2 separate regions of the Mus musculus genome follow, and region 1 is linked to region 2. A link is a loop called in an ENCODE intact Hi-C map of the cell type or tissue named here. Cell type or tissue: left cerebral cortex. All regions are shown on one strand. Links, peaks and the distances in the headings refer to the core of each region. The heading gives the core; the rest is flanking DNA. Region 1 holds the start of Ccdc186 (coiled-coil domain containing 186). Region 2 holds the start of Afap1l2 (actin filament associated protein 1-like 2).

Evidence for each region. A loop is a pair of places that touch in the nucleus more often than their neighbours do. Peaks named below come from ENCODE experiments on the same cell type or tissue, not always from the same donor. Only the 100,000 strongest peaks of a DNase experiment are listed, where the experiment ranks them.
Region 1: it touches region 2 in a loop (2.0-fold over the local background); 3 of 42 quality-filtered maps call a loop at or near these places.

What each region holds. Positions count from the first base shown.
Region 1 is chr19:56,813,725-56,828,520 of GRCm38, reverse strand. Ccdc186 (coiled-coil domain containing 186) reads left to right here and starts at 6,322. Exons shown (of 16, transcript NM_170757.2): 1 at 6,322-6,533. Tdrd1 (tudor domain containing 1) reads right to left here and starts at 2,312. Exons shown (of 26, transcript NM_001002238.2): 1 at 2,257-2,312. In left cerebral cortex, for the core only: a CTCF peak has its summit at 8,567 (motif pointing right); a DNase peak (open chromatin) is centred at 7,825; H3K4me3 peaks cover 267 bases.
Region 2 is chr19:57,001,518-57,016,313 of GRCm38, reverse strand. Afap1l2 (actin filament associated protein 1-like 2) reads left to right here and starts at 7,739. Exons shown (of 19, transcript NM_001177797.1): 1 at 7,739-8,163. The coding sequence starts at 8,148. In left cerebral cortex, for the core only: CTCF peaks have their summits at 7,653 and 8,783 (motif pointing right); DNase peaks (open chromatin) are centred at 7,712 and 8,793; H3K4me3 peaks cover 1,367 bases; H3K27ac peaks cover 1,174 bases.

The DNA of each region.
Region 1 (14,796 bases), core at 7,594-10,093, 190 kb after region 2:
GAACTAAGTCACGCAAGCTGCCTTCTGGCCTCCACATCACCGGACTGGCATGCAGACATGGTAAAAACGAAACAGCAGCTGCAAGACAATTGACACCACTTAGATCTGTCTCATGTCGACCACTGAATCTCGAGCAGTGTAATTCTGTGACTTCCAGCCTGCAGACTCTTGATAGACAGATATAAGGAGAGTTGACAAATAATTCTGAAGGGTCATGGTATCTCCTGGTCTAACCACACCAATAACTTCTCTATGACACTGTTTTAAAAAGCATATAATTTATTTTTTATTTTATGTGCACTGGTGTTCTACAGACATGCATGTCTGTGTGAGGGTGTCACAAGTCCTGGAACTGGAGTTAGACGGGTGTGAGTTGCTGTGCGGGTGCTGAGAGTTGGACCTGGGTCCTCTGCAAGAGCAGCCAGTGCAATGCTCTTCATCTTTGGGCCTTTCTCCAGTCCAAAACACACTATATTTAAGATACTGGTGATGAATTAAAATGTAACAATCCCAGAATTAAAAGTAATTATCTGCTGGTTTAGCTAGCAGAGGAGATTTGAACGGCACTCAAATTTCTTAAACAGAATGGAGAATCAATGTGTTGAAATGTGTAGAACTGCCAATTGAAAGAAAAAAGTGAATTAAATGGAATAGTTCTGGAGGGATGGAGGGCGGGCAGGCCCTTCACTTTGCCTGTATTCCTCTCATGCTCTGAGCACATGAGAAATAGACCCTGACTTTTTATTCCCATAGAGCCCATCTTTGTGCCTTCTTATGTGGCTGGAGGCATCCCTACAAACAATGACTAGCCTAGTCTTCTCCCTCCAGTTCAGAGCCGAGGCCTTAGAGAGGTCCTGCGTGGAAGGATTAGTGTGCACTCAGAAACTCGCAGGTCCAACGCCTTTCCTCTCCTCAAGTTTGTTCTTGCCTTCCTGGTGACTTTGTGCATTCCAGGAGAGACATTTTAGAGCTGTAAAAGCCAATGGCTCGGTAGACCAAGAGCCTGAGCAGAAATCAGGCCCAAGCCCCACCTTCCTCATTTAGCTATGCTATTTTCCTTAAAACGGCTTCATCTTTCTAGGATTCAGCAACTATAAAATGCAGGCAGAAGCAGTAGCTTCCTCCTAGATACTACCATGAAGATTAGACAAGGGGCAAGGATTTAAACCACTCAGGGAAAGGGGGGCTGCTTTCTAACACCCTCCTCCCCGCAAGGAGCAGCAAACAATTCATTTGTGGGACAAGGATGGACGGGCATGCGCATAGTTGCGTGTATGCGCACGCCGAAAATCACTATCACAAATACGTACTCCCCAGACTTTCTTTGTGTCATGAGGAACAAGGTTACAAGATTTCGTTTGCTGCCCTTGAATTTGTTATCCTTTGTGCCTCCCACCTCAGTGTGGAGTGAGATTTTGGTGGTAAACCATGACCAGGAGGGGTTGCACGTTTAAGATAGGTGTACTCTCATGGTTAAAGTACATTACTTTTAAATGCAAGTGACTAGTAGATGGGAATAGTTGCCACCTTCCATCCACCATATCCGACTCGGGCCCAGCACCCACCTGATATACCTACTTAGACTACTGCAGTCTGCTTAACTCCGGAGGCCTAATAGAGAAACTTACTTACACCTGAGGTCTAGGAAAGGCAAGGCAAGTGCCAAGAGTGACCCAGCAGAAGTTAGTCATCTCACTTTATAAACCTGGTAATCCTACTGATTCTATAGGAGGCAAAAGGGTTTAGGGAAAGAATCTATAAAGTTGGCACTCTAGCTGTGACTTCAACCAAAGCACTGAATCCACAAGTCTTCGAGTGTGGAAAAACACACACATACACTTTGACACTTTAAAAGCGCCGTTTCCAAACCGTGCACGGGGCCTCTGCTTGCCCATATCCCAGTTCCTGGGCTCTGCTCCCTATAACCCAGCCAGAATCCACTCACACCCATTGCTCTGGGACAGCCCCGGGGTCTCTGCCCTTCCAGCCTGTCCCCAACGTGCAGCTCCTGTGCCCGCCCAACGCCCGCCCGGTGTAACGCCCGACCTCAACGTCCAGCTCTGGACTTCCGGCTCCCAACGACCCACGCCCGAGACCGTCTTGGAAACCGAGCTCCGGAGCCCGGGCGCCCTGGACCGCCTGACCCAGAAAAAGAAGAAAGGGCGCTGGCCCGGACTGGTTTCTGAAGCTGACCACTCATGCTGGCGTTTGCCCTACCCCGCAGCTCCGAGGTCCAGGAGCTCCACCCGTGCTCACCTCGCCTCGGACGCTCAAAGCCGCCGCGTGGTGCGGGGCCCGCGCCTGCGCAGTTTACTCCCACGTGCGCGCAGCCCCACCCACGCGCCCAGTGCAGCCGAGCCTGCGGAGCTGCTCTGATTGATCACCCGCAGGTGCTTGGTGGTGGTGCAGGCTCACCCAGGAATTTCTAGCTTTACAGGAATTTCTAGCTTTCTCTAGAAAGGTGTCCCGGAGGCCGCGCTGAGAGTCACTGAGGTTGCTATTTTAACTAGGTGAGGGACTTTTGGTTTTCCAGCTTACTCTCCTGGGCCTGCCTCCTCTGGAAACTAAACACGCCAGACCCAGGCCCCCAAACAGTCACTTCTTGAATGTTAAGAAGCAATGCTCAGATTTATGTCTTTGTTCTTTTTACATTTTCACTTATTTTGTGCCATGGCACATATGTGGAAGTCAGGGCACAACTTTTGGGAAGTCGGTTCCTTTGTTTTGAGACTGTATCTCATTATGTAATCTCTAGCTGGCCTGTTACTTGGATGTAGACCCTGAGCACAGAGACCCACGTGCCTCTGTCACTTGCAATGTTGACCGGGTTGGCCGTGAACTCAGAGATAACCAACCACCTGTGGTTCTCTGGAATGCTGGGGTTTTAAAGGCATGGACTACTGTTATGTCTCAAACCCAGGACGAATGGTTGAGTGCCTATTTAATATATCAAATTGGACCTGGCTGATAGGTTCTCCCAGCATCCCTCAGTCCCTACCTGTTACAGGGTATGACTGGCATACCCCACCCCCAACCCCTAAACTTCTCCAGCCCAGGGTCTGGGCTGCTCTTCCCCCAGCTGCCTTTCCCTATATAATCTGGCCATGTTGGTTCTCCAGGCTTTTGTCTACCCTTTTCTCTCCTGGCTCTCCCTCTCCCCGGCTCCTCACAGAACCCAGGTCAGGGTCAGGTTCCCTCTGGACTCTCTTAGATGTCTCTGTCTCTGCTCTCCCTCATGTCTATAATAAACCTCCTACTACACCATACCTAGGAGCAGTCATGTCCTTCCTTTTTTAATTTCTTTTTCTCTCTTTTCCTTCAGCTATCATGCCGGTCATTATCTTTTCTTCATTTTTATTAATTTCTAGAATATAGAAAAAGAAGAGTTCTCATTGGTGAGGTTACAATCAGTTTCTCCTAAAACAAACATGTTTGAAACTGCTGTTATTAACGAAGCCCATGATTTGTTCGGATTCCTGCCCTGCTTCTATACATCTTTTTAGCCAGAATCTAACATCACATTTAGCTATCTTCCCATAGCCAAGGCAGTTTCTCCTGATTGACAGCTTCCAGGAGCACCGAGGAGGCTTTTGGAAGCATCCTCCTGGTCCTGGGGTTTGTCTGATGCACTTGATAGGAATGGAGTATGAGTTGTTTGGAAGACTACAGAGGCAAAGTCACACTTTTATTGTAGGATACTGTCTGATACATTTTATGAACATGATTCACAATAATGAATAACAGGCGTCATCATATGACTGACATTTATTACATTTCTGCCCCGTAAAGTTTCCCCCTTTCCACACAATGTGATAGAGGAGAAAGTCGTTATGCCCCACCTCTGAACAGAATATGTCCTACGCTATTTTACACACTTCTTGCTCCAAACTCGTAGCCACGCCTTGTAACTTTTCAGTCCAGGCTCTTTGGTGGAAAATAGAGATGTGGAGAGTAAGGGTGTGCGTTAGGCTGTTGGGATTCTTTTCAGTAGTCACCCATCACCCCCAGGACTGAATTCCAGGCCTTCCCCCATGCTAAGGCAAATATTGTAGCACCGACTTCTCCATGAAAAAAATAAATCTCCAATTTCATCGTGATATTTCTAAATCCAAATGTAGGATTGCTGTAACTTTAGCTTGTTCAAAACCGATTTTTAATGATGGCTCTTAAACACTTTAGCCTCCCTTGGAGCCCACCACCCACCAGAGTTAGTGGAAAAGAAAGGATATGGGGGTTGTGGGGGGAGAGTGGACCTGTTTAGAAAGGTTCTTTGGAGCAACTCCCATCTGTGTTGTCAGGAAATCATCAGTTCACTTCACAGTTCAAAGACAGCAGCAGCTCGATCCACGTGCAAACACTTCACAGACACACCAGCAGTTCAGTTCAGTGGAGTCAGGATAGCAAGCAGGAAATCAGCAGCGGTGGCACGACCTAGCAGAGACAGCCAGGCCCCAGCCTTTGCTTTAGCATCCTCTCCTGTGTCTGCTTCAGGGAAACATTCCTTCACTTAGCCTTTCATGCCTGTGTCCACTTTAACGGAACACTCCTTCATGTGTTTGCCCCAGCAGAACACCATCCAGCACGTTCCAAAGAACCCTTAGCGTTTCCACTTCAGATTGCAGCGTTTCCATCTCATCTCTTTGGTTTTACACCTGTATTTCTTCTCTCTTATGATTTAAAAAATTAGTTTCCCAGACATGCTTAATACATTTTCTTACCAGTTATAAGTTCTGAAGTACATTTCAGAAATAATGCTAATGTTACTTCTAACAATATGAACAGATAAACAACTCAGTGTGTCTTCCCTCCTTTTGGGATAACATACCTTACTAGGAATGTTTAAAGTCCAGCCATTCTTTTCAAAGTAAGAAAACCTATGTATGTCTGTATGAATGCATGCATGTATGTATATACGTATGCATTTAGGAAAAGGGTCTCCTGCAGGCTAAACCCTAAGTGGTTCCTACTTGCACCTCCCAAATGCCTGGATAACCATTGTAAGCCACTACTCCCGGCTCAACCCATAGTTAGGGTCTCATTTCTGTGAATTGACACTCTTCACACCAAGGCAACTCTTATAAAAGACAACATTTAATCAAGGCTGGTTTTACAGGTTCAGAGGTTTAGTCCATTATTATCACGCTGGGACGCACAGCAGTGTGCAGGGGGTTGAGGGTTAGGGTTAGAGACAAAGAGCAGAGAGCTCTACCTCTTGATTGGAAGGCAGCAAGGAGGAGACCGAATATGTCTCACACTGGGTGTAGCTCAAGCATTTATATGAGAGCTCAAAGCCTTCCTCCACAATGACATACCCTGTCCAACAAGGCTACACCTCCTAATAGTGCCACTTCCTATGGGCCAAGCATTCAAATACATGAGTCTATTCAAGTCACCACCGCACCTTAATTGTAAAACGTACTGTAATACATTACCATAATTTGAGGAGGGAGTTGTCATTTTCTGATTAAAAAAAGACAGAGGGTTAGTAATATACCACATTGAAGATTTTCCTCCTCAGCAATTATGAAAGTAATTTAACAGTAATATGCTTGGATTTACAAACTTGCCACTGAAGACGAGTCTTAACTATTTTCACTTACAACTGTCTACACGGCCCAGAACTTTAACACATCTTTTCTCCGGACAGAGGTGGTTTGCAAAACCTCCAGACTAAAACTGCTCACCTTCCCTACCTCCTCCAACTGGGCTTAGTCACTATAATATACAACCTGCGTGCAACCATGCAACCGGATGGGTTACGCAGCCCAGGCAGGCTTAGGTCCTCTGCGTGGAGCACACTAACAAGCTTACTAGTAAACAATGGCACTCGGTGCCACTTGGAGATCCCAGGTCAATTATTATTATGGAAACCCTGCAGAGCTCTCTCCCAGAGATGAAGCTCGCATGCCCAAGTCAGCTGCTCCTGCGGACTTGGCTCACCCACAGGCAGCGCAAAGTTTGCACCATCAGAACCGGGAAGCCACAATCTCTAGTTCTCTTTTATTACTTTATGCCACTGACTCATTAGATGACCGGCCAAAGGGTGAAGAAAAAAAGATGGCAACTTCCTTCCGATAGAAAGCACCGGCTTGGGACGGGAAAGGGAAAGAGTGGCCCAACCGGACAACAACAGCCTGCTACAGCCTCCTTGGGCTTAAGTGGAGGTGGCACGGAGATGCTGGGCGGGGCCTCTAGAAACCGCGAGGACTGGAGGCGGCGCCTCGAAAACCACGCCCGCCTCCAGGTGCTTAACGTCACGCGGTCCGCGCCGCGCTGATTGGCTCGTTCAGGGAGCCCCGCCCCCTCAGCTGTAGCCGCGCCGGCTTAGGCGTCGCCGCCATCTTTGTTGATGTGTCAGCTCCGCAGGGGTTTTGGGGGAAAACCTCCGCTGAGAGCCCGGGATCTGCAGTGGTCTCCGCGCGTGACTTCCTCACCCACTCCGCGTCGGCTACACGCCGCCATGGGTTCGTCGGCCCTGGAGCCGGAGCTCCATCGGCCTCGCTAGGGTGCGGCCCGGGGCTGGACGACGGACGGTGAGTGGCCGAGGGGCGTCCGGGACGGGCGCGCTCGGGGAGCGCTGGTCTGCGCGCGTGGACGTGACGGGGTGGTAGCCCCGGGCTGTACGCAACTCCGCGCGTGGACGTGACGGGGCTGGCGGGGCCCTCGGGGGGCTGTGCCCGGAGGCGCGGCCGCTCCCCCGCCGCACCAGCGCGGTATCTCCGGGGACGCGGTCCGCAGCGTTCGGCTTTTCCAAAGATCCCGATGTATTTTCATATATTTTCACCTTGGTAGGGAAACCATTTCAGATTTCTCTCTCCCCTTCTACCTATCCTCAAAGTAGCAATCCCAGGGAAACAGCGCGCGGGGAGAATGATGGCTCAGCTGCCAACAATTCGTAACTTGTTACAATATTCACATCTTGATTGTTATTTAGAGAGGAGACTCGGGTTTGTACGCAGAACACCTGGGTTAGAGTCAGAAAAGACTACAGTAAAAAAATATGACAGCGAACCAGAAAAGATGTCTCAGACCCAGTGTCACGCACGGTCCTTTGATGTCCCAGCCTTTTCCTTTCTTCTGAAGTGGTACACAGGGTGCTTGTCTGAGGAAAAGATGAAACAAATCAGTTATGACAGTGTTTCAAAGTGCACGTGTAGCCAGCCATCCCAAGGAAAATCGGTCTGTTAAGTGTTAGGTTTATTAGCGTGGATGTGGCCTTTGTGCACTTAATTGTGAAGGAGATTAAGGACCCAGAGACAAGTGATACTGAAACGGATGCGTCTTGTGTATCAAGTCCACCGTGTGCAGCTACTTTTTAGCTCTTCGTTAATTAATGGTTACACAAATGAAACAACAGTAATGATTGGCCTACTTCTTTTATGGTTCCTTTTTGGTCTTCCCATGTTCCCATGTGCAGATTTTGGGCAGGCCATAATCTTGTACTGTTGCACCAAGGCCTTCCTTCTCCTTTGTACAGGGTAATAGGTAAGTATGACTTTGGAAGGCTACCAGAAGACACAGGGACTGTGTTTAGTTTTTTTGAAGGCCTTTTCTAATTTAAAACAATAGAAACTTAAGGTGTTTGATTGAGAACAGGTTCCATGGAGTAAGGGTGACATTTCCCAGTCTGATTTTTTTTTTTTTTTCCAGACTGAAATCCTGAGTGGTAGAAGAAGGGGCACTCATAAACCTTTAGTTCCTTCACACAGGAACCAAAGACTTATTCTTTGATGCTGTGCAGTGCGGCAGCATGGCTGCTGCTGATTCCTTAGTGTGTTCAGTCCTGAAAGTGACTGTGATGAACAGAACACTCAGCCCAGCTCTCTGAGGAAGCTGTGATGGTTGGGAGCCCAGGCAGCCTCACTGAGAAAACTGTCTTTCCGTTTGACAGCATCTACCCTGGTTTACAAAAGTCATTCAACTCACTGTAAAGAAAGAATATTCAACTTCAAATTCTGCTTTGTTTGTTTGTTTGTTTTTAATAATAAAACTAAAATTTTTCTTTTATTTTTTTTGTCTTTAAATGACTAAGGTCAGGTTTTGATTTTTCTCATAAACATCACTTCATTTACAATAGTTTTATTTAGTATTTATTTTAAAAGCAGCAACAGGATAGATAATTTAGACCTACAAATGCTCCTGTAATCTTACACCATTTCAAACTTATTTGAACTTGCTTAATGGAGAGTTTGCATCCAAGAAGTAAACTATTAGGTAAAGGGGCAGTAGACACCAAGAGCAGAAGCAAACTCTAGGATACTGCCAACTGTCTTGAGCGTAGTGGAAGCAAACTCTAGGATAATGGTAACTGTCATGAGTGTATTTCTTAAAGCTTGAGCTGGTCATTCATTGTAGGCTTATGTAGTAAGTACTAAATAGGTGTTGTTTTTAATAAAACTTAAATCTTACCAAATTAACCAAATTCAGGCATAAGTACAACTCTTTTAGTAAATGTAGAAATTCTATTTAATTGAATTCATTTTTCTGATATTTGGTTTTCATATTTTTTTTAAAGATTTATTTTATATATATATCAGTAGACTGTCACTGTCTTCAGACACACCAGAAGAGGGCATCAGATCCCATTATAGATGGTTGTGAGCCACCATGTGGTTGCTGGGAACTGAACTCAGGATCTCTGCAAGAGCAGTCAGTGCTCTTAACCGCTGAGCCATCTCTCCAGCCCCATTTTCAGATTTTTTTGAAAGAACGGTTAAATAAAAGTACTTACGTTTTTCTCAGACTTTATTGCAGTTGATACATTCTGTACAAGTCGCTTCAAGGTAGAGTTCTGTATTAATGTTATGCCTCAATACTTTAAAAGCCATTTTAGAGTCTAAAGTACCCAAACCATGGTTGCCTGTTTCAGAGGTGAGAGTGTTACTGCTGCAAGATATCAGCTATCCAGTGTCTCACTGAAGATACAGTAGGGGAAACTCAAGAAGACAGGAGCAGCTGTGGGCTGTGTGCCGTCTGTGTGACCGTTAGAGAGCTGAGGCAACTTAGTACATTCAAACTGTAGTTGGGCTTGATGCTGACTCTGAAGTCTTCCTTCTTGGAGAACCAGTTCTAGAGATCTTTGAAACAACAGTCTTAGCTTTCTCCTCTTAAAGTAAGACTGGGTCTAGGCAAGCTTGCCTTCTGTGAAACCCCAGTCCCGGCTCTTTGCATCCGGGAAATGTGACTGACTAGTATTTCTTACACAGCTTCTCTTCTGTTTCTCTGCTTTGTTATTTTAGTTTAAAAGCTTAATCTAGCAAAGTGTGTCAGCATTTACTATTTAGGGATTATGAGGAGATACTGATTGGATGCTTTTTGATTTTTTACTTTTGACTTGAGATGACGGGCCAGAATTTTGCTAGAGCTGATAGGAAAGGAAAGGAAGTGACTTTAGTTATGCTACTTTCAAACCCCTTGGGAAATATGCAAAGACTGTCTTAAAGTATTTATATTTTCTTACAAAGGACAGGAAACCATTTTATTGACTTAAATAAGTGATCTCCCAAGCCTCGGTTGCATATGTCAATGCATACTAGAGAAGGGTGGGTCTACAGCTAGAATTATTGGGGGGCGGCGGAGTGGTGCAAAATCTAAAAATTATAAAAAATATTTGAACTAAGATTATTCAACTGGATTTAAAGCCAAGCCTTTATCCTGAAATGTTGGTTTGCTTTATACTGCTACAGTGGGAAGGATTCTGATCTGTGGTCTCAGCATTTCACAGCAGCAAAACAAAGATTTAACAGGCTCAGTATTAGTCAGACTGTACCTGAGGCCTGCACCTGAGGGTGCCTGTTTTATTTTGCACCATGTTCCAATGCCTACAACAGCGTCCATATGGAAAAGCTGCCCTGTGCATGTTTGGCAGGTGAACACTTGGGACTTTATTTTTGAGTTGGTTCCTCTGCATGATGCTCATTTGATGACTTGTTACCAATTATCTGTAGATTGAATTCAGTTTCTATTTATAGTTTTGTGAGCCAGCCTACGGTTTTGTTCTTATAGACTAATTATGGGAAACCAGAAATAGTACTGAAAGCTGTTAGTGTTTTCAGTTATGTAGTTTTGTGTGGAATAACTTTCTAGAAATCCGAGTGTGTTCATTAAAGAATGCAAGAGGCTCTGGGATAGTGCTTGGCATGGCGCCTTTTTGCTGGATGGCTGCAGCTGCTGCACTGCAGTCAGATCGCCCAGTTCCCACTGCCACAGGCCTGTACTGCTGTGTCAGCGACAGAAGGACTATGGGGACAGCGAGGGATTGGGAGGAATTTTGTGATTACAGGTGTTTTTCCTCAGAAGCAACAGTTATTACAAAGTCAGAATAGCAGTGCATGTCGTAATCAGTGAGCACACTTACTGTGTGTATCTGTGTGTGTCTCTGACTGAGGTTGGTCTGTACCAGCACTTGAGGCAGGCTTGCAGCTCTTCCCTACGTTTCCTGTTTCCTCCTTTTGTAGCTTACTGGTAGTAGGCTGTTTAATCTTCCATAATTTTCACGACAGCATTCCTTCTAAAAAAAACCCAAATTCTTGGACAGTATCCAAATTGCTGTACATGAGCGTCGCTAACTGGGGATGCCTGTAGGGAACTCGGCTGACGTTCCTGTCGCCTAGTTAGTGGTGGACAGATGAGCTTCTCATGAGGTCGATTGGTTTCTGTTTGCACAGTTCTTACATACTCCTTGGTGTTGCCTTGCTACATATGCAAGCACAGGTCCTCTGTAACATGTTTTCCTCTGGTCTCCTGTCAGTATTCACTGGGACATCAACAAACAAATGTGCAGTTGTAATGGTTCTCAGATGCCAGTTTGTATAATGACCCTTTTACAGGTCATGACTTACTGAGAGACACTGTGTAAGTTTCTTGTCTTTTAGATTTAGTCTTTAATTGATCAGACACACAAAACAAATTCTAAGCTTGGGTAAATAGCTTGTTTTGTTTGGATTTGTTACCTAGATGAAGCTCCTGTAGACTGTAAGACAGGTTTGTTGTTCTGCCCTGTCTGTACACTAGAAGTCTCCCTACAGCCTGCCCACTAAATGCTGTCCACCCCACATCATTTCAGAGAGCCAGTGGGTTCCTCTGTCTTTGTGAAGCACTGAGGAGTATTTGCAAAGACGGTAGTAAATGTTGTGCAGAGTGCATTTGCTAGGTTTATCTGTTTATTACTGTTCTTGTTTGATCTTACAGAAGTTTCAATTCTGAGTAAATTTTCTTGCAGTCATTTAAAAGGTGGCTGTCTCTTCAGAAGGGTCAAGAAAGGCCGTATCTTCTCCATGAGTGTAGGCAGTGTGTTCCACTGTACAGGTTGCTCTTGTGTTTGTAGTAGGGATGGTTTGAAGAAAGATAGGGCATTAAGTCCTCAAACGTAATCAGTCTCTGGGTAGACTGAAAGGAAAAACGGGGCAATCCATGGACAGTGTGCGCAGTGGGTGACTTGGTGGAGCAAGACATTGCAGTAGAGCAGCAGCACTTTCTGAATGTGGGCAGAGATCAGGTTTGGAAACTTATATAACTGCTTTACTCAGGAATCGTAGTGATTTCATTAAAAGAAAATAGGAAAAAAGGAGGGGGGGGGGCGGGCGGATCCTATTCTCCCTGAAGAAAACTTGAAACTCTTAGCCCCTAACTGCTTGATGTATCAGTGTCTGCCTAACCCTCCTCCCAAGAGAGACAGGCTTGTGTCTTTTCTCTGGCTGGCCTCTGTAGAGTGGAGACAGGCTTGTGTCTTTTCTCTGGCTAGCCTCTGTAGAGTGGAGACAGGCTTGTGCCTTTTCTCTGGCTAGCCTCTGTAGAGTGGAGACAGGCTTGTGTCTTTTCTCTGGCTAGCCTCTGTAGAGTGGAGACAGGATTTCATTACCTGAAACTTTAAAGAAGGGAGAGGCTGGTCTGGGTGCATGACTTGAGCTGGCTGTTTGATGACTGAAGAGGAGCTAAGTGTGGGACAGTAGTGTAGCTTCCTAGCCTGCACACTTGCTCTCTTACCGTGGAGGGGTCACTTCATGACAGCCAGGATACTACATACTTCATCACTTCTAAATCTGCTGATTTGTCACTTCCCTTAGCAAGCCTGTCTCACCCCCATGACTGTCACAAATAATCTGCCCTTCTGTTATCTACTTTGCCCTTTGATTTGAGATTATCGAAAGAGAATTGAATGAGATCAAGAAACTAAGTGTTCCAGGTGTGAGACGAGGCCTAGGCTGGGTTGAAGGGAGGGGATAGCATCAGAAAAGCAGGAGAACAATTGCTTAATAGATTAATAGATTCCGAAAGCAGCGGGAGCAAAGGGAGATGTTTGTTGACCAAGCACATGATGCTGTGCATGGGTACTCAGTTACAAGTACTAGCGGCAGGATTGAGGGTTAGCCAGCTTGAGTTTAAGACTTTGGAGAAAGCTCCAATAGGAGCACCTCTTCAGGTAGACTAATATAGCATGAAGAGGGGATAGACAATTCCATGTCTGTAACTCAGGGTGCAGGACTGGAAACTCTCATCTAGGCATCAGCTATGAGTTACTGCTTCAGTCAGCTCACTGGGTAACTGCTATGAAGGGAGAAAGAAATGAATGAGCCCTGGAGACCAAGGAAGCAGAATGAAAGGATGTGGGTTTTTGTTGACAAATCATGACACACAAATAAAACTCTTAAAGTTGTTGATCAAATGTCTTTTTACTTAACGGAATGCTGGGGAGTCACAATGCCTTTGTCGTCTGTTCTCTTCTGAAGGCACTCCTTATCTGCCAGCCAGCGCGTACTCGTCTGCTGTGAGTTCAGCCTCTGTTGGTACAACAGCAGCAGTTATGGTGTTTAAAGCCACTGCAGGTTTACACTTGTAAGATTTTAACTTTAGCAGTAGCGTAGTATATCTTACATTTACTGTGTATCATACCACATGTGGTACCTTTAAAGAGCTTCACTTTGAGTGAGCTGTATATTGTATATCATATCACAGGTTATATCTTTAAACAGAGTCACTTTGAGTGAGCTAGTTTGTAAGTTGCTCTGAGGCTAGTGTACCTGCCTGAGATTCATTTTTTTTTTATTCCAAGATTTTGGAATAAATTACTGAGATTTTCAAGTGTTCACTGCATTTATTTGTCTGGTCTAACGTCTTTACTATCAATACCAGCTTGCTTGCGAAACGTATACAGCACGGTGGTGGTCATTTGTGTCATTTGGAGGAGGTAGGTGATACATGATTAAGTGATTGGGAGCCTAGGTTCTAAAAGTCTGCAGTAATCGTTGTCTCCACAGGTGGTCCACAGGAACAGCATGCTTGACAGACAAGATGGCCTTTTCTTCCTTACACTTGACTCTTTTCCGCAGTCCTGGGATAACGTTCTTCAAGCACTAGCCTTACTTATTTTATGCAAGCTTTAGGTCAGCAAGAATTTGAGGGGTCACTGGGTGCTGGGACTCATACAGTAAAATCAAACGGTGTACAACAAGTCTTAGGATTTATTATAATTCACCCTTAGCAAAATCCCCTCCTGCTTAGTGCTGAGGGGTCTATGCAGCCAGTCATCTCTTCTTGTCTCAGTGTACTCTGATCATCGCCTTTCTTAAAGCTTGAAGTAAGCATGTGCTTTCCTGTTATAAAATGGACTCTTTTTTTTCCCATGTGTATACGTCAGAGCAGAATTCCTTATTAGAATTGCAGTTTAATCTCATCTCTGGTAACTCATCTGCCTGTCTGTGCACTGTTAAAGCATGGCCAAAGTCACAGGCAGTTTTTTCATTGAGACCACTAGGTTTTTTGTTGTGTTTTTCAAGACATCGTTTCTCTGTGCAGCTCTGACTGTCCTGGAACTCGCTCTGTAGGTCAAGCTGGCCTTGAACTTAGAGATCCACCTGCTTCTGCCTCCTGAGTATTGGCATCAAATGTGTACACCATGAACTACTGCCTGGCTGGATTTTTTTTTTTTTGTATTAAATTTTATTTTTCATTATGTGTATATGTGTGTCAGGGTTAGGGGATGTGCATATGAGACCAGTTCCAGAGGAGGCAAAAAGAGGGCGACAGATCCTCTGGAACTGAAAGTACAGGCAGTTGTGAACTGCCCACCACAGGTGCTGGGAGCTGAACTTGAGTCCTTCACAGGTGCTGGGAGCTGAACTTGAGTCCTTCGTAAGAGCAGTATGCACTCTTAACTGCTGTACCATCTCTCCAGCCTCTGGTGGAAGATTTTGTATTCTGTATGTCAGAGAAAAATTTGAAGTTGACTAATTTCCCATAAAGAAGAGAGAGGAGGAACCTTTGTAAATAATGTAATAGCTAGCGTCTTCTCACCTAGTCAAATGAAATGTTGCTCTTACTGACCTAGACAGGGTAGATTTGCACTGAAGAGAATGCTTATGCTTACTTAGAAACAAGCAGGGGAACGCCCCAGGCCCCTGTCAGGGGGAAGCTGCCCCTGGCACACACAGGTCAGTCCCCGCTCGGTCTGCACTGAAGCAGGTCCTGGTTCTAGGTTTCCTTCTTGGTGAGCTTTGTCATCACTCGCTGGTGTCCTGCTCTGAGACCGCTGCCTAATGCTTTAGCTGCTGTCCTTTTGCCCATCTCCTTAAAGGGCTTAAGTAGTGTGTGCCCACAGAAGGGGGCCATTCTCCTTCCTAACCTTCCCATGACATGCTCTGCCCCTTAACTAGAGAGGCCAGCTGGCCCATGACAGAAAAGAGGGGGTCACTACGGTGACCCCACTGGTTGTGTCCACTCTGGGTATCTCTCTTCTGTCTCTAGGGGAGGCCCTTATTAGAGGAATTATGAATGGGACACTTCATGGGCATGTCATGG
Region 2 (14,796 bases), core at 6,370-8,869:
AATCCTTACAACAAACTGGGAGGGGGGCACAGGTATCATTTTATTTTCATTTCAATGGGGAAATGGAGAACATTTCAATGGAGAACTGTTAAAGTCGTTCAAGGTCACCCAGCTAGAAAGAAACAGAAGGAAGACTTTAACCTAAACTCCCAGGCCTGTGAGCCAATGTTTCCCAATGTTTTGTCTGTCGCTGCTTCCTCTGAGGAGTCCTTTGCATATTTTATGCTAATCATGCCTCCATGAAATGTTAATGTCATATATATACATTGTATATGTATTTATGTACTGTGATATTTTATTACCTTCCCTCAAGATCCATTCTTTTAAAGACAGGATGTCACTATGTAGCCTCAGGCTGGCCTTGAAATCCCAGGTGCTGGGATTACAGACATGCAGGCCACAACAGCCCACTTCTGTTCTCCTGGAGACACAGTAGCTTTATGCAGAAGTCCACTGTTCACGCCTTCACTTAACAAAGGACCTGTAGGTACTTGCTAAGTGGTGGGCTGTGGTCACAGTGGAGAGCCTGGTATCAGGGACTCTAGAAAGTCTTCCTCTAATCAGAGCAGGAGACATGGACTTGACCAGGTTGGCATCCTTCCCAGGCATGGTGGAGCCTTAGAACCCTGGGTTTCTGTTCAGTACCATGGTCAGGAATGACTGGTACAGAGCCCGGCCTCTTTTCTGCTATTGCTGTTCATGTGCCTCTCGAAGCCCTTTTCCTACCTTGCGCATGAGTGTGTGAGCTAACTCATGAGCTATCTCAGCACTCTTACAAAGGACACATGCTGAGAGTCTGAGGGCAGACAGTGGAGAGCAGGGAGCAGCAGGCCTGCTAGGGAACCATCTTGGTGCAGGGTTGTTAAAACAATGCCTATTCTATACTCTCCAGCCCACTCTACCCAGTTTCTCTCTGCTCCTCCAAGGGGCTCCACTGTAAGAAGGGTTCACAATGGCCCATGTTTCCCCCCCCCCCTCGGATTTTAATAACACCTTGTTTTTGCAAGACTTGGGCTGCTTGGTAAAGAAGTGTTTTCCCACTTCCATTTCTGAACCCCTCAGTGACTTTAAAGGGCAAATGACTTGAAATTCTACCTCATTCCAGCATCTAGTCATGGGAGACAGAGATCTAAAGTGAGTTCACCCATGCAGGAGCCAGGTTCAGGTCTATATACTAGTCGAGTGGTGTTCTGAAATCCCACGGCAAGATACTTGGAAGCTTGGTCATGCTAACTGGAGGAGAGCTTGCTGGCCTGGCTTGGTATGCAGGCAGTCCCAAGAGGCCTGGGTGTGCCACACTGGGCTGGCAACAGGTACTGGGGGAAGTCCCTGCTGTGGAGAAGCAGATGAGTCAGTGTAAGGGCTCCAGGCTTGTGGCAGAACTGTGGGCCAACAACAGACTTATAAACCCAACTGCCGGAGTCTCTATGCAGTTTCTCTTCCCATGGCTCCAGAGCCTGTTTGGAGGAGCAACCCTAAAATAATGGCCTTTACTTTCTACCATTAAATGAGAAATGAATCTTGACTGAGCCTGTCATGAGTATCAAAGGCCTTTCCATCTTCAATCTCTTTAGAAGTGTTGGGGAGCTTTGAAGGAGAGGAAAGGCTGTGGCTAGGGGTCTGGAAGGGTTCGAGCCCTGGGGCTCTGCGGGCTGAGGAAGGCACTGCTCTGCCCATAAGGAAGCTTCCTGACATAAAGGAAGGATTCTTTTCTCCTTCCCTGTCTGGAGACTCCTAGTAATCTGGGCCACCGGGTCTGGTCTACCTGCTTTTCTGCCAGAGATTCGTATGGGAAAAGATGGTCTTAGTAATCATAAGAGGGAAGAGGAAGAGGAAGAGCAGGAGGAAGAGGAAGAGCAGGAGGAAGAGGAAGAGGTGGGAGGAGGAGGAGGAGGTGGGAGGAGAAGGTGGGAGGAGGAGGAGGGAGAGGAGAGGAAGGAGGGGGGGAGGAGGAAGGGGAGGGGGAGGGGGGAAGGAGGAGGGAGAGGAGACAAAAAGAAGGAGCAGGAGAGTGGCCACAGTGGTGGTGGCATCACATCTAGGAAGTGAATCCATGCTGGAACCCTGAACAGGAGCTGTGTAACTTTTAGGCTCTTGCACTTTTAAAGTCAGGTCTGTCATTGGTCCCAAGTTTCCAAACAGCCCTGAGTTTCTCAGAGTGTGAAAATCACAGCAGAGAATGGGAAGCCAGGAGCATAGAGGTGGGTGAAGCAACTGCTGGCAACAACAAAAGGGACAAACAAGACAACAGGAGAGAAAAGCCCCTGTTCATGCTGTGACCCTCTCTGGCTCCCAGCGCTGGGGGGGGGGGGGGGGGGGAGCACAACTGAGAGTTCAAGACTCCTGTTGACTACAGAGAGTAGCTGCGTGCTAGATGCGTCCTCCTGAGAAGAAAAGTGGGTGGTGGGTCAGTTCTCATCTCTTCTGGGACATGTGGGTGGCATCTCCAAGTCCGAAGTCCAGATTTACAAAAACAGAGAAGGAACAGATGGGCGAGGCCGGCCTGGTGGCTCCAGATAGAAGCTGTGTGCGGGATCAGGGTAGCAAACCTTGTGCTTCTGCACAGCTGTGTCTTTACAGCTTCAGGGAAGAAGGAGAGGACGCAGGACACTCAGCTACAGAGCTTGGGGCTGTGGTCCCTGGACCATATTGTAACCAGAGGAAATTTACTCATTCTTGGAGTTGTGACCCCTGTGCGGTGGAGTAGAAGTGTCCTCTGGCCACACTTCCCCAAATGACATCAGTAGCTCTGGGACTCCCCCTCTGCTGACTTCATGCAGATATCATAAGGGAATTAGTATACACCAAATGCCCCATTTATACACACGAAGTCATTATGAGAGTAGAGGTTGTTTTCTGAACTGAGGATTTTTAGAGGCACAGCTGGAAGACACTGCATTCACCGCAGTCTCTTGGTCAGCAACCTTCACCTCTGTTAGTCACGCCTGAGGGAAGGAGGAGGTTACATCACCCCGAGGGCCACAGGCCTGCACTGAATTGGTCTTTCTTTTCTCATGAAGTCACCAGCCATAGACCGTGACAGAACAGAACTCACGGGATGCTGGGAGTCCTGCCTCCAACTTCCCTGCTTCCTCCCCCTTTCTGTACCCTCCCTCTCTCTGTGAATCTATCTATCTGTCTGTCTATCTATCTATCTATTTATTTTAGAGTACTTTAGACATGCTAGCCAAGAGGTTTCATTTACTAAGTGTCTGCCACACATTTCTTACCTCAAACCCAGGCCTCAGTTTCTTCAAATGTAACACTGTAAGATGTTCCTAACAGTCTAATAGCAAGAATGCTGCTGCATTGACCACCAGACCCAGGAGATGTTCATTTTGTGTCATAATTAACTACAGAGCCCTGAATAAGGCATGTATGAGTTGTGAATCAGTGGTCATAGAGGTCAGAGGGTAGCCTGGGCTGTCTGTCCTAGCCTTCCACCTTGTTTGAGACTGGCTCTCTTTGTCCTTTGTCTCTTCCTGTGCTACATTGTCTGGCCCTCCAGATTCTGGGGACTCTCAGGTCGTGGCAGCCAATCTCACAGTGGGAGCACTGTGAATTCTCACAGTGGGAGCACTGTGAACTCTTACAGTGCTATGAGTTCCCATGTGTGTGCCTGAGCCTGCATTTCTGTGGGTTCTGAGCTCAGAACCTCAGACTTGAGCAGTGAGTGTCTTACTCACCGAACTGCATCCCCAGCCTAATGAAAACATTATTTTAAAAAAATAATAATAATAATTCATTCATTCTTCCCAGTCTTGGTTCAAATGCCACCTCCCCCCAAAAAACTTTTACATAACCAGACCTGCTACCTTCCTGTCTCACTCGATTGAACCAGCAAAGACATTTTGTGGGTTTTATATTTCCCTTATGTGAGAAAAAAAAAAAAAAACCCTAAATAACCATTCATTTATTGATTTTTTTTTTCTGTTAGTATATGAACTATCACCTCAAATTCAACACTCAGGTGCTGAGGGTGTGGTCCCAGCTGTGCAGCCAGTTGCTGACAGGTGATTGGACCATGAAAGTTCTGACCTAATCAGTGTATCACCCCTCACACCCATAGACTCATGACAGCATTCTTTAGAGGTGGGGGAGGGGAAGAGGTGGGCCTCCTTGGAGGAAGTAGGACCAAGTGCACGGGAAACACACATCTATCTTGTCCCTGACTCCTTCCTTGTGTCGCTGCTTTCCAGGCGCAGCAAGGACAGTGGCTGTCCCAGTACACTCTTCTACACTGATGTTTGCTTCACTGAAGGGCCCAGAAACAATGGAGCCAGCCTCCTGAACTATCATCGCTGAGTCCATGAGTCAAAGAAATCTTTGCCCCTCTTAAGTTGTTTCCTCGGGTATTTGTCACAGCTGTGGAAAACTATCACCTCATTCAACAGTAGGACTGGAGCGTTGCTGGGGGCCGTGTTCAACACAGCAGCCTCGAGGGCCTGGAGAGATGACTCAGTGGTTTAAAAGTGCCTGAGTTTGGGTCCTAGAACCACGTCAGGGGGCTCACAGGACCTGGAGATCAAAACCCTTGGTTCTGGCCTCTGGTGGCACATATATGGACCTGAACATGCACATAAACAAAATAATAAAATGTCTTTTTTAAATGTGAGGGATCAGCCTGCTTGAAAGGACCACAGAGGAGGACTGGGCCGAGGACAGGGTGAAGCTGGATGGAGGAGCAGGGACTGGTTAGGGGTGGAGGGCTTTTTAATCTTTTAGATTTTTTATGTGTATGTTTTACCTGCTTTACCTGCAGGTATGTCTGTGCATCATGTGCATGCCTGGTGCCTGCAGAAGCCAGAAGAGGGCATTGGATGCCCTGGAGTTGGAGGTACAGATGGCTGTGAGCTGCCATGTGGGTGCTGGGGTTGAAGCTGGCACTCTAAAGGAACAGCTAGTGCTCTTAATTGCTGAGCCACCTGTCTAACCCCAAGAGGGGTGGCTTCTGAGCGGCTGTGAAAGAATAAATAGAGATCAAGTTAAGAGACAGGGACAAGTCATGACTGTGACCCCCAGCCTGGGTCAGAGCTGTTGTCAGAAGCCTGCTGTAAGGTGACTGCCTGGCCCCTGCCCACCTCTGACGGTGAGCAAGTTACTTAAGTACTTAAGATTGACACTGAAACAGAGAGGCCTCCTGAATTGCCGTGCACATAATGAGGGTATGGTTTATAAAGCAACACCTTCCACTGGACACCCCCTCCTGGGCCCCTCAGTTAGAGAAGCCTCTTTGTGGTTGGGGAAAAACAAGCAAAACCCCAAACTCCTGACAATGTAGCACTTGGGAGGCAGAGGCGGGCGGATCAGGAGTTAAGGTGATCCTTAGCTACATAGTAAGTATAAGGCCAACCAGGTTACATGAGACTCTGTCTCAAATGCAAGACAAGACATCTTTGTTGCTAATAATTAGTTTAGGACTTACAATAACACTCCCTTACTTGTGATTTTATTTTTAACAGTTTTATTAAACTCTCTGCAATCTGAAGATATTGGATAGAAAATTCCAGAAATATGTAATTCACAGGTTCAAACAATCTTGCCATTCTGAGTAGCTCGATGAATTCCTGTGATCAGACTCTGTCCCGCTCAGGCCCTGTATTGTCCTCTCTCTTCACCATGTCCGTGGAGTATAAGCTTTTCTCTGTGGCTGGCTTGGTTAGCACACTAAATATCAATGGTGTTTGATATAGGATTCAGCACTGTTCTTGGTTCCAGGTGTCTGACAGAAACTCAGTGCCTTTCCTTTGTGAAAGTTACAAAGTTGCCAAGGGCAGAGAGGTTCAACAACACCCAGGAGACCACAGGGAGGGCTGGCTGCCTGGAGTTCCTCTTGGTAGTTCTGCCATTTCAGTTTTGTTCTGGAAAAGGGTTGTGAATTGCAGGTTTAGATCGACTTGAACTGCATTTTTAATATTTTGTATGTCTGGAGAGGATTCAGGGAAGCTATAACCAGTTTGGAGACAAGGAAGGGTTAATGAACTTGGCAAGACACGGACGAGAGCCTTGCTGGCCTAGAAGGGGGTGCCATGCTTTCTTGAAGGGCAGAAACAGGTGTCAGAGGATTTGGGGGAACAGCACTGCCCAGTTAATGTCACAGGAAAGCCTGAGGTAAAGGCTGTGAGGGAAGTAGGATTTGGAGTCAGGAAACCTGGGCTCTGCCTGGTTTGTGTCCTGACTCTGTAAAATTACACAAGTCTCACTTCTTTGTGTGCTCGTTTGTAGAGTGGAGACCCTTTAACCCTAGGGGTGTCAGCCAGGGCCAAGCTTTCTTCAGCCTTCAGTGTGAAGGTTAGCTCGGAAGCCCTGCTGAGTGGGGCCTGACCTGCTCACTCAGCTTCAGCAGGCAGGGCAGGAGTCTGGCCAAAAGTGACCAGTGACCACAGACTTGAGGCTTCTTTTCCAATACTGAGCATTTCAAAGAAAACCCAGGGCTCCACTGAGAGTAGTCTGGAACCACCACAGAACGGAGGGTGTGTGCCCTGCTGGGCCATTTGCAAGAGGAAGAAAGGGGTAGGAATGAGAACACTAAGGCAGAAACACAGCTGCTCGACTGTTTGAGGGCTACTGTACAGGAGGCCAGCGGAATACCTCTTCCTACCCTGATTCTCTTGGGAGATGCCCATTCTTGCTGCCAACTGTGTGTGTGTGTGTGTGTGTGTGTGTGTGTGTGTGTGTGTGTGTGTACTTGCATGTGTGTTCATGTGCATGTGGCATGTGGAGGTCTCTGACCTACACACATAAGACTTGGAAGTAGGCATCCCTAGGGCTCCTCCCATGTGACTTTGTCCACCCCCTTCCCCCTAAACTTGTTTATACTACAGGAGACAGACAGCGACCTGCTACCTCAGGGTGAATGGGCAAACTGAAAGGCTGGGGTTTTGCAGCCCTGAGCGAGGCTCCTGGCTGGCTAGGAGGGCTCTGTTCACGTGAGCTGCTGCTCTAACTAGGAAAAGTGTTTGTGCAGATCGCTGGGCGGAAGATCTGCAGAGATCAAAGCTGACTCTGCTGCTCCAAGGAAGCATGAAGGGGGCTCTCGGAAAACAACAAACCTTCCCTAAGTGTATATTCCGGGCCTTTGTCGAGAGTCCAAGCATGGTTTAAAAAGTGAAATCCGAAAGTTTAAAAGAAAACGTAGCCGGGCGTGGCGGCGCACGCCTTTAATCGCAGCACTTGGGAGGCAGAGGCAGGCGGATTTCTGAGTTCGAGGCCAGCCTGGTCTACAAAGTGAGTTCCAGGACAACCAGGGCTATACAGAGAAACCCTGTCTCGAAAAACCAAAAACAAACAAACAAAACAAACAAAAACCCCATAATCTTTGGAGAGGATTTAGGAATTTGGAAGGATTGGAGGGAATCAAAAGAAAAGGATTAAATGTGTTCCGAGGTGAAAATAACCTCGGACAGGTGCCATCTTTTCTTGAAGACCAGGCTTGCTGAGGAGGCTCCAGACACTGTAATCCTCCTCAGGAAAGCCTAGGCTAAGACGCCCATAAAATCTGGGCTCAGGCAGCAGGCTACAAGGAGGTCATTTCCTGTGCTCTAAAGTGTGCACGATGTACAGGTGCCAGGCAAGGTGGACTGAAAGCCGGCCCCCAGCGGCTTCTAAATTCAAGGAGCTAATCCAGGAGGGCCCAGGATGTGGGCGCACTGGCTTGATGGATCAAGCAGGAGGCGCTCTAGGTCCGTCTCCACCTCCCCGCTGGCCCTCAGTCTCCTCCTCCCGGCATTGGGTTCGCAGTCTCAACACTGGAGAAAACAGATCTTGGTGGAGACCTACGGGAGCTCGCTGTTCCCGGAGTCTTCCCCGGGCTTTGAGGACGTCCCAGGCTCTTTCTTTCGCGCCGCCGCCCTCGGGCCAACTTGGAGGAAGTGATCTGCGTTCGGGACGGGGAGCCCAGTGCGGGGTGCGTGAGGACCAGAGCGCTGATTGTCCTGACCGGCTGTGGAGATCCCTGGCGGGGTCCAGGGCGGCTCGGGTGGAGTCAGGATCGGAGGGCTAGGGGCGCGGCGGCCACTCCGGGAGGTCGGGCGGCGAGCGTGACTTCACTGGGAGGGGCCAGCGCTCAGCGGGGGCGCGGAGCCCAGCGCGGAGTCCAGCGCGGAGAACTCAGCGCGGAGCCGATAGCAGCGCACACCGTGCCCGGGATGGAGCGCTACAAAGGTGAGGGCGCAGGGCGCACCTACTTGCTCCGGGTATCCCGGACTCAGGTGTCCAGAACGGACAGTCTACGCCCAAGGGACCGCAGCCCTAGAGAGGGCGACCGAGGAGTCACGAACAGGGCGGTGGGCTTCTGGGCGTAGAATGCCGTCCGTGCTATTTGATACTCCTGGGCCCCTGGGGCAGAGGTCTCTGCTTGGAGGTCAAAGTGAGGCTTCTCACCTGTTGGAGAACCGAGGGTGTGTCCTGAGCCATCCCGTCACCCCCAGTTTCAGTTTGCCTTGGGGAAAAGATGTCTACAGTCGAGGGGGGCCCTAGTAAGGTCTCAACAGTAAGGGGCTGCTGGGGGCAAAGGGGCGAGTTGTAGGGCTCTTTCTATGGATGCTGCCTTGTTGAGGGGCTTCTTGCAGATTCCCGGAAAAGTCTTGTCCGGTAGCAGAAAAAACTCCTAATGTGGTGGGGTGGCGTGCTATTCTGTTCTTGACAAGGTCCGTCTCTCTACCACTTTGTAACCTGCCTCGCCATGCCCTTTGCGGATCCTGCACCCCAAAGCTGCGTGGGGGGGGTGTGAGTTAGGAGCCCAGTGGACTGCCCAGCAGGTGGAGCGCCCGTAGGCGTCCTGGCAGCTGAGCGAGCTTGGATTTGGCTCTGGCCAGGGATCTTGGCCAAACCATGGTGGGAGGGCCGGTCCGGATATGCCCGAAGGGTTTTGGAGCCCCAGGGCTGGAATCCAGAAACCTCAGATAGTAGGTCCTTTGAAAAGGGGGTTCAAGGTGCTGCCCCTGAGGCAGATGCGTCGGTGCGCCCCTACATGCCTCCCTCTGGGAAAAGGGTCTTGTACTCGCTCTTTTTAGGGGTTGTCTAAGTTAAGCCTGCAAGGGGAAATTCTGCCTCTGCACTTATTTTCCCATGGGAGGGTAATAAGGCAAACGCTCAGGTTGCCAAGGAATCTCGATCTCCCTCTATGGTTTCTTATTTATGGAACTCACATAAGGGAACTGTGCGGGCAGGCTTTAGTTTCCTAACGTAGTCTTTTTAGTGACTCACCTGTGAATGCAGGGTCAGGGCTCTGGAGTCAGCGGGGTAGGGGAGGAGCGCCAGGAGAAATCACTTAGCCTCTCTCCCCCGTCTATCCGGGAGGTCTTGTCTTAGTTCTGATGGAATCTGGTCAGTTTGTGAGGGAAAGGCTGAAGTTGCCCTCATGCAGTCTCGAATATTGGCGGCCACAGCCCCTCTCTTGGTAGAAGAGAGGCGGCTCTTGCTGCTCCCCACTTAGGGAGGGAACCTGGGGGCGAGGAGGGGGAGCCGATTGGGGCCTTGGGCGTCTCCTCACTGGAAATCCCGACTTCCAAGGTCGCTTCAGCTCCTTGGATTGTGACATTGAAGCAGATGTTGGCCCCAAATAGAAGATCCAAATTGCAAGCTTCTTTGCCCAAGCAGCAAACTGGTTCAAGTTAGAGACCAGGCAACAAGTGGGCAGCTGTGCATCTAGGATTTGTGAGCAGGTTTTTTTGGTGTAGTTTTTGAATTAGTTCTTTACTGGGTAAAATCTGCTTAGTTTATCTTTCTCTCCTGGGAGCTGAAAATCTCATTCTCTACTGGGATGAGTTAGGGACTTCCAGCTAACTGAAGGGAACTTGGTTTCAGGTCAGAGCGTTTGTGTTTTGGAAATAGATCTATGTCTTAGAGATCAATGTCTTAGAGATCAATGAGTGTGCTGACTTGAGAATTGCCTGGACTGTAAAAGAGAATACATGGGATGTTCTTCAGCTCCACTCTGGGGAAACAGGACTTCAAATCTCACTGATGTCATGCTGCTCATATCTGCTAATTTTTCTGGGAAGAGTGTGGGGACCCCCCCCCCCCCCCCGGCGAGTTTCAGTCTCAGTTCTCAGGAAAGGCAGATCAGTCATGTCTTGGGAACTCGCAATGAATGCTAACTCTTGTCTGTGCAAAACGAATGCTAAATGATAAACCAGGTTGCTCCTGCTTATCAGAGCCTGGGGCCTTTACATTTTTTGAAAGGTTTTGGGGTGTATCTCAGGGTTAGAGATCTTGCCTGGCATGTGCAAGACCCCAGGTTTGGTCTTCAGTGCACCCCCCCCCCCAGTATTTTAAAAGTAAAACTGAGTAGTTGCCAAATAAGTAGGTATGGTGGTTTAAATGATAAAGTTGAACAGAAAAACAAGATTTATCTGGGCTCTTGTAAAATTGATCAGAGAAAACTCTTATGGCATCTGACATAGTTTTAAATTTAAATACTTTCATATTCCCAATTTTAAGTTCTCTTCCCTACACAGGTAGACTTGCTCATTCTTGTCTTCAGAGAACAAAAGTGTTGTCTTTGACTTGAAAAGCTTAGAAAGCTGCTATGGTGGGACAATAAACTTTCCATGCCCGTGGCCTCTCTGTTACCCACTGCCCACCCTCCCCATGGCAGGTCATAGTTTTAGGTTCTGGGCTAACTGTCTTGAGGGAGCTGAAGGATGGATGAAATACCTAATATTGAAAAGCAGCCAAACTTTTCTCCCAGTCCTCTCCAACCCCCTTTGCTACAGCACCATGACTTTCTCAATCAAACCAAAGGGGTGTGGGGAATACATGTGTGTCCCTTCTCAGAGGGATGGAGCTTTTCTGAAAAAAAGTTATAAATGTTGGCAAAGTTGCTATGCCTTGCATGGGAATCTCTTTGGCATGGTATAAGCAAGAAGACCCCTACAAGTATCCAGGAGTCTGTGCCAAGTCCTACAGGGTGCCTTGAAAAGATTCCCATCCTTGAGTGTTTATATATTTATGACTCTCCTAAGAGCATCCTGTATCATTGTGTGTGAGCCCATTGGCTGACCTCATCCCATGCAGTCAAGGATCCTGGTTCCTATTGCTCTCCCAGCTGGTGAGTGGGTCCAGGGCCAAGTGACTGACCTACTATCTGTGGATTACACTTGGAGCATCACGCCAAAGCTTCCTGAAGTTGCATCACCCTTGGACCCTAACTGGCCCAGCTGAAATATACGGACTTCATTTTAGATGGGCGTAATGGCTTGTGGGGGAAATCCTTCTGTAGCCTTTGGGTTTCCATTCTGACCACCGCTTTTTGGGGTGGCTTTATGGTGCAGGGGGTCAAGGGGAGAACAGTGAGATTTTGTCCAGAAAACAATGTGGTCAGGGAAGGAATCTTGTCGGGTAATCTTAAGAGTTGTGGTCAGAGAAGGTCTAAAAAGAAAAGATAAATAATCAATAATTAAGGGAAATAAAGCCCATGGATAATTTAATCATGTCCCTTTAGGAATTCTTTCTCCGTGCCTAATTGCTCAGCCCTTTACCTGTTGCTGTCTGACCCTGTAGCGGCCGACTTAACCTCAGCTGTATGTGGAGCCATAAATGTGTGTGGCACAAGAAGACAGGCGAGCACCAGACATTCTCATTCAGACGTAGGTCAGGCACTGCAGCTTTCAAGGGCCTTCGGGTGACTCCAGCGTGACCCAAGATTGAGGGAGCATATTTACTTTAAAAAAAATGGAACGTCAAAATAGATAACTAGAGGGAGTAGGCTGAGGCTGGGAAGATGGCTCCGTTGGTGCTCGCCGGGCAAGCACAAGAACCTGAGTTCAAGACCCTAGCACCTGTGTAAAAAGCCAGCTATGACCGTGTGTGCTGGCTAGCCACTGTAGCCGAGTCAGCCAGGTCCAAATCCCCACGAGACAAATTTCTAATTCCTAAAACTGTAAGGTAGAGAGCAATTGGAGAGGATTACATGCCGTCGGCCCACATGCGTGCACATGCAAACATGCAAAGGAAAGTCCACTTCCTCCTCGGAAGAATCGCTTTTAGGGGTACCCAGTTCTGACGATGCTCGAGTCCTGGAAGTGATGTAGGATTTGCATATGGGGCACACTGTCTTCCCAACTGCTTTACCTCATCTCTAGACTACAGTGGGTGCAGTTGCTGTATTGTCGTGTTTAGGGAACAATGGCAAAGAAATCAGTACACATTTAATGTCCTTGCAACTGCACACCATCCATAACAGAGCCTTTCCATATGTCACCCCTCATATTGTGGATCTGCAGTTGGCCAACTCTGAGGCCACAGAACTTATGGCTGTGGAAAGCCAACCAGAATCCTCAACCTGAAAAACAAAAACAAAAACAAAAACAAAAAAACCCGCAAGCAAGACCGGAGTGAACTACTGTGCGTGCGCTCTCTCACTATTCCATTGCATCTTGGGATTATCTGCAGAAATCTGATGGGATTCACCTTTAGCTATTGTAGGCTTTGAACAGATGCGCGAGAACACTGTTTTAAAACAGTGTCGGAGTCTCCATGCCTCGCAGCCCCAGAGCTCTGAGTTTGCGCGTTGGACTTGACCCTGGGCACCGCTGACTTTGAAGCTCCCTGTGTGGGAGCCTGGCAGCGAAATGGTTGAAAGCAGAAAAAAAAAAAACATGGGAGAGGTCATGCTGGTGTTGAAGAGCAGGAGCCAGGGCTTCGCTTCGGGCCCTTCCTCTCTCCTGATGGGGTAAAAGCTCTGGGAACTGGGCTGCTTCCAGCACAATTAAAGGGCCAGGCTGGGCCAGAGAGCTTCAAAGCTGAGAAAGCCGTGCCAGTTCTCCTCCAAACCCCTTTAATGACAGGAAATGCTCCTATAAAGGAAATGCTCCCCTATCCTTCAGGGGGGAGGGAGACTCCTCCCAAGCTAGGGAGAAGGGCACTGTGGCTGCCACCAGAGGGGAAGGCACAGTGGCACGGAACACAGAAGCCAAGAAACCCAGTAACCTACATGCCGTGCCTCTGTGGGCTAGTCACTGAACTTACAGGTCTCAGTTCCCCTCCCCACCCCAGAAAACAACTGTCATGTGTCCCTTCTGTGGCCTCTCAACCACTGGCCTCGCTCCCTTCTTGGTGGTCACTGAGGACTCTCCAGCAGGAGAATGTGTTTGGAAAGAGAGTAGGGTGGGGGTGGGGGGATAGGATTGCCAGCAAAGGTCAGTTTAGGATTATGATTCTTATAAATAAAACTGATTTCCTGTGGAGAGATGGGGAGTCGCAGACTTAGTGGGAAAGAGAATGCTAGCAAGTATGGAAGGAATTCATTTTTTTGAAGGACTTGAATGTCACTGTGTCTCCAAAGATTGTTAAGGCCAGTGCCAGGGTCTGCAATAGGAGATGAATCAGACCCGTTTGAGAGCCGGGGCAACTGAGGCCAAAGAGGGCAAGCGACCGTTCATAGGGTCGGCGACAGGATATGGGAAGCTGAGTTTTTAAAAGGAGAATTCTTGCTGAAGAATTCATCTAGGAAAAAAAAATTCCTGGAAGTAATGTCCTGATCTTGTCAGGGTCTCTTTGCCAGGAAAGGGGTTCGCTACTGAGTTAAACTCCACCATCTTCAGGATCCAGCCCCGTGTCTGCCTTCCATATGCCACCATAGCTTCCCTGGTCCCTTACTACTTTAGATCTGACCTCATCAATACATGACATGCAGTAGACACGCAACAAATGTCCTGAATTAATGTTACTCGGTCTTATGATTATATGCAGATTTATTATACGTGCTAGGCTATACTCTGTCAAGATAGGGACTTTGTGTCTGCCTTCAGAGTGACCAGCCCTTGGCCTCTTACCAGGCTCATAGTAAGGACAAGTGAATGGCTCATGAGTGTCTCCTGTACAGAGCCCATGCCTTGTGCCCTGCTTCTCAAGAGCAGACCTGGTTCACAAAGGTAATGAGATGAAATCTTTGAGCTCACTTCCAGAAGTGAGGAAGGAAAAGCCCCCGGCTGCCCCTGGCTACCCCTGGCTGCCCCTGGCTACCCCCGGCTGCAGGGTCTTGAGCGCTTTCTCTGTCTGTTCCAGCACAGGGCTGTTGCTGTCTGGTGGTGCAGAGAAGAATCCTGCAGGTCTCTGCTTGTGAGTATGAGCCTGCCTGTGCCCTCTGCAGCAGCTTACCTGGCCTCCAGGCTCTCCTGGGTACAGACCTGGCTCAGCCTATGCCGTGGATGGAGGGGTTAGGGGGATGGATACCATGGAGCCAGGCTCCAGCCTGGGCATGTAGGGGCTGCAGCTTCTAATGTACCTTTTGCTACTAACATGCTGTGCGACCTTGGGCAAGTCAATTAATCTCTCTGGGCCTTGTTTCTGTATGAGTAAGCTACTGATCACTAACCCATTCCCAGGCACCCTAGTGAAATAACTCAGGAACCACTGGTAAATAATTCGGCAAGGGTGATGTCTCGTTCAGTCAGGGGAACAGACACCATCATGCCTGTGACGAGATTCTTCTGCTCTTGAGGTGTGTGGTGTGAGTCCTCGATTAATTGAGCCTCCAGCTGTGTGCATCCTTTGTAAAGTTTTAGAGTTAGGAGCACTCAGACAAAGTGCTTACTTCCCAAGGCGCTGTGTGCATCATCTATGCCGGCTGGAAAGACAGACAGGACTCGCTGGCTCAGCCTTGACGCTGGTCCCTCTGATTCTCTCAGATAGCTCTGTGAGTTGATGTAGGAGCTCTGAGCCCTTGGCTGATGTTCTGTCTGTGGGTTCTCATTTTCTCTCCAAGTAATCTACAAATTAACTAAGCCCAGACTCCACCAAGTGGAGGGTATGGAGAATAATGTACAGAAAGACTTGTGGAAGGAGCCGGCC